Regions from separate parts of the Homo sapiens genome. Here region 1 is linked to region 2. The links are chromatin loops, found by intact Hi-C in ENCODE. Cell type or tissue: A673. All regions are shown on one strand.

Region 1 (2,500 bases), 280 kb after region 2:
TCTGACCCCCTCCAGCACGTCATCTCGCCTGAGAGCTGAAGTTAAGGGAATGTAACGTCACCAAACGGATGTGGCCTCAGCAAGTAACTTCATAGCTGTGAGCTTTGGTTTGCTTTTTAGTGACATGGAAAGGCCTGTATGGTGAAAGTTTTCACTCATTGCTTTGCCTAAGTCTTCTCATTTTCACTTACTTCTTCCCAGTTTATCCAGCTTTTCACATAAAAGGAAAATAATAAAGCCAAAATCCAAAACATACATATTTTTCAGGGACACACCCTCATGTACCAATTGTGCATATATCACTTCTTCCTGCTTAAAAATGGAGATTTCTTTTGAAGGGTTATGTTTGATTTTGAGCCAGAGTTTTCAGTATGAAGAAGCTCTTTTTGGGCTTTTAGGACTTCAGGTAATGCACAAATTCTCAGGTGTCTCTCGCAGTCAGTGTTCTGCTGTAAATCAGTGCAAGTCTCGGATCTAGTTCATGTCTGACCTTGTTTGGGCTCTGCATAGTTTAGAACTTAGTCATTTGCGTGGAGGAGAGAAATGAATCATATTGTTTATTGTCATAATTAACATGTGTTATTAAATTTGCAAATGGCCACTAATTGCCCATGTACAGGGTCTAAGTATGAAAACTGAAGATTTCAAGGAGAAACCAGGATGGAGTCAGTAAAGGCCTGAGAAGCTCTGCACAGAGTACATGGTGGACGGCTGTGTTGATTCATGGAATGAAGCACTGGGTGAAGTGATATTGAATATAGCTCACTCTCGATGGCGTGAAATTTTGTAGGCTAATCTGGGGATTAATCATAAAAATGACTGAAGTCAGGCATAAGGAGCCTAAACACTGGTAGGTAATTGGGAAATAGGTTTTTCTCTTCCAATACTCTTCAGGAGAGAAAGAGCATGGCACCTGCCCAGTCTCTCTTTAGGACAATATTCCATGCACCATGTTGCTTCTAAGCATTTCTTCACAAAAGGAAGAAAACCCCAGGATATTGTATTATGTGGCAATAATGAGATGCAGATAGTCAGGAAGGTCTTTATTAACTTGCTTAAGGAGAGCTGCTGAGTGGCTTAGAGGATAAAGGGCTGGATTTCTCTTTAGAGCCCCCAGTGGGAGTTTAATTTGCAATCCAGTGTAGAGACACAATATACAATAGCTGCTTGCTTTAGTGGGTTGATAGTATGAAAAATATTTACTGGTTATGAAAGAGAATCCACTTCTGAGAAGTCTGCCTTATTTTCAGAATTTCAGGTGCAATAGATCCTTTCCCCACTGACGGTGCATTATAGAGCATCCCGGTTGTAAAGGCTTCTTTGTTGCATTTGGTTAATCTAAAAAATGATAACCTCTTTACGCTAGATACGTATCTCTGGTCTGACTGACATGCTAGCTGCCGCAGATTTACAGCTAATATGTTAAGGTAATTTCTCAGGACAGTTCATGCAATTCATAGGGTACCTTTTTGATCAGATTGATCTAAATATTTAATAGTCATAACCTTCTGCTTGGTTTTGCTCCTCGGTTTCAAAGAATAATGAAGTGGCATGACCTAGCGGGAACAGCATAGTCACGAGAGCAATGAGCTTTATATTTTCCCAACAAATATTTATTGAGGGGCTGTGAGTATAGCCCTGGCTTTATTTAGTCATGTTTCTCACTTTGCTGTTACCGATGTCGGTTTCTACGTACACATAATTGAGAAAGGAATGGATTTTTGCCTGTTTAAAGAAAGTTGCTGTAGAGACAAACGATGAAGACTTTTTGATTGTCTGTCTTTCCCCTGTTCCAATCATGGTCGCTATTGAGAATCACTGCTGATCATCTGTCTGTACAGTTCTTAGCATGGTTCCTGGTGCTAGGTGAGGGCCCACCACCCATTTAATTTCTGGTGGGTCTGGGGCAGGCATCTGACACCCCACTTATGAGGTTGAAGTCCACATCCCCAGCAAGTCATATGTGTCCTACAAAAAATATGCTGGGCTACTCTGCAAGTGAGTACAATTTCAGTGTGAATTTCTTTTCAGTAATTAGGAACTCAGTCCCAAGTAAAACTTTAAAGAGGCCAAGAAAAAGAGAAACGGAAAGTGAGGAGACACGAGTTTTGGATGTGAGGAATAATCCTAGTCTATCACGTGTGCTGTGCATCCCTGGTACTGCAGAAGGTATTTTATGGCAGGTGGGTAGAAAGGATTTTCCAGGAAAGGGGAGAAAAAGAGGAGGAGAAGGCAGGGGGCACACGAAGAACATGCTCTGTTTCAAAAGTGATGTCTGGTGGGACATTGACAATGGGCAAAACAGTTTTATCTGTCCGCCTCCCACATGTTTTCCTGGCAATGAGTTTGTGTTTAACTTCAGAGGGGAATTCCTTTCTCAAACAGAGACCTTGTATCATTATTTTAATTTTATTGTTTTCAGAGACTATGAAGGGCATAATAGAAAGAATCCAGGGTTTGGAGAAAGGAGATGTGTTTGATTCCTGACTTTGAGACTGAT
Region 2 (2,500 bases):
GAGCAAATATTCACATGTACCTGAGAGTGCCGTTGGGTAATATTTGTGAAATGACTGTGTTGAGGGACGTTTCATGTGTACTTGAAAACATAAACACGTGGACAACCCTGCTTTCCGTACATGTCTTGCAAACATTAACTCCTTGTTAAAATGTTCACTGCTAAGATTAAAGATTCCTTATTATTTAAAAGAATTACAGCCCCGTTCCACCCAGATAATGAAAGCACATCATCTCATAAGCCTGTTAAAAATGATATAGACAAAGTATTGAAAATGCTTTGCAGGGAACGGCCTTATGCTGGCCCCTTTAGGGATGATTGAGATGAACTAATAGGTTTCTTTTATGTCTAATTTATATGATTCTAATTATGGCCTCCTTTTCATTCCTGTGGTTGTTCTCATCTGCCCACACAAATGTGCTGCACTTGTGACCCAGCATCTCTTCCTTCACTCCACCATAGCAACTTTCTCTTGGGACTTTTCTCAGTGTTTGATGTCAACCCTTTCAGGAAACTACTTGTAAACTGCAGACTTCTCTGAAGCACCATTGTACATTTAACAGAGAAGGAAGAAATCCCAGGTAGAACTCATTTTCTGTGATGTACATTTAAACCCTTATTATGGGTAAATAGAGGGAAATGATACAGAACCTAGGGCCAAAGGAATGTGTTGATTTCTCCATGGAATCCATGATTCTCTTCATTGGTCCTGACTGGATGTGGTATATCACATTCACGTGAATGTTTATGAAATCATCTATTGTTATTGCAGCAAGGATGGAATATATTCTGGACCTAAGACATTTGGTGGCCTTTGCCTCCTATTGAAATTCAAGAAACTTCAAAATGATTTGAATAATGGTGCCAGAAAGAACCATGCAAACCACAGTGTTCTCTGGCTTGTGCTTGGATTGGGGTGAGTGTGTGGGGAAATCATGTGCAAATTTGAAATTCTCTTAGAGTAGATAAGCTTAGCCCAAGATACCACACTTGGAAGAGAACTTCTCAAGCATGGGCACTTATTTCTTCACTTCTCTGTAATCAAACAGCAAGAAGAGAACAGAGCGGACAGATAAAATAGCTGACATCAGGTTGCAGACTCCCCAGGTGTGCAGTGTCCTAGAGACCAGATCCCTGGAAATGTGTTTCTCTGCGCTCTCCAGGGCCTTGTGGGAAAGCCATGATGTGGGGGGAAGGAAGGAAGGAAGGAAGGAAGGAAGGAAGGAAGGAAGCAAGGAAGGAAGGAAGGAAGGAAGGAAGGAAGGAAGGAAGGAAGGAAGGAGGAGGGAGGGAGGGAGGGAAGGAAGGAAGGAAGGAAGGAAGGGGCAGGGGCTGAGTGAGGTGGTGGACATTCTAGCAGTGGGTTCACCTTGTCATTGTCCCATGTTTAACTCAGTGGAGTTTTAAAATCCATTGTTAAGTTGACTACGTGTATCTTTTACCTGCACTGTCTTTGTTTTTATTTATCCTGTATAGTTCTGTTTCCTTTATTTTCTCCTCAGATATTCCATCGTGTCTTACTGCATTTGATTTTCTCCAAAGATTTGAGTAGTGAGGGTGGAGGTGGTGGGCTGGCAGTAATAAGTATACAGCCTTGAAAATCCACACTAATCAAACAATTTTCCTATGTTGTTTGCCTTTTTTGGTTAATAGCAGATGAAATTGACTCAGGAAATACATCTTTACATACACTATTTCATCACTGAAGATTTTTAAAATACTCTCCTGAATGGTGTACACTTTATTACATAAGAACGCTACATCCAAATGGATATTTTTGTGTAAAGCATACCCTGACTTACTGAAACAAGAAAGGAAACAAAACACTCCTGCAAAATATTAAGTGTGTTTTAAGTGTGGCCTGGTTCCTTTGCCCATTAAAGCAGTCTGTCTCAGCAACAAAAGATGGAATCAACACAGAATAGAATTGGAATTATGCATGTCATTTATAATGAACCTCATTATACAAGGAGGTTTAATTCTATTATGAAGTGCTGCAGTTTGCAATCTTATTGCTATTCAGCTTTGAACAATGACAAAGAAAAAAAATCCCCACCCCATGTCAGAGCTAATCTTTTTTAATGCCCACCATTTTGTATTGTTTATATATTTTCCTTAAAGAGAATTTTCCTGCCATGTTCATTCCAGTCAGCAGTGTGCCCCCTTCACCTTACCCATGTGTAGAGTCTCATTTTCAGCTTTCTTAAGAAAAACTAAAGGATTCCATACATGGTTTTGCTTCTGAGAAGTAATGACACGATGGCTACCACCACAGTTTAATCTGACATTATATTTATAAACAAGAAGGTACATTTACCATCCAGTATAAGCCTCTAATTCCATCAGGGGTGTTTATGTGTCCCTTCTTGACAGAATTACAGCTCAATGGGCATTATTTGGCCCAATGCTCCATCGTAGCTGTGTGCATGGCTCCTAGGTTTAATAAGACTATTTACCATCAAATCCTTTTTCTACACATTTTTATTACTCAACAATAAATA

Evidence for each region. Hi-C counts contacts between places; a loop is a spot of excess contacts. Peaks named below come from ENCODE experiments on the same cell type or tissue, not always from the same donor. Only the 100,000 strongest peaks of a DNase experiment are listed, where the experiment ranks them.
Region 1: it touches region 2 in a loop (8-fold over the local background); 5 of 110 quality-filtered maps call a loop at or near these places.

What each region holds. Positions count from the first base shown.
Region 1 is chr13:109,149,451-109,151,950 of GRCh38, reverse strand. The region is part of intron 32 of MYO16 (myosin XVI); the gene reads right to left. It overlaps LOC105370356 (a long non-coding RNA gene), which reads left to right. Exons shown (of 5, transcript XR_931717.3): 2 at 1-2,183. Among named protein-coding and RNA genes, the nearest start is that of MYO16-AS1, 17 kb to the left of the region's middle. In A673, no CTCF peak of the experiment used is centred here; a DNase peak (open chromatin) is centred at 1,060; H3K27ac peaks cover 2,500 bases.
Region 2 is chr13:109,425,222-109,427,721 of GRCh38, reverse strand. No RefSeq gene overlaps it. Among named protein-coding and RNA genes, the nearest start is that of LINC00399, 26 kb to the right of the region's middle. In A673, no CTCF peak of the experiment used is centred here; DNase peaks (open chromatin) are centred at 251, 1,101 and 1,801; H3K27ac peaks cover 1,187 bases.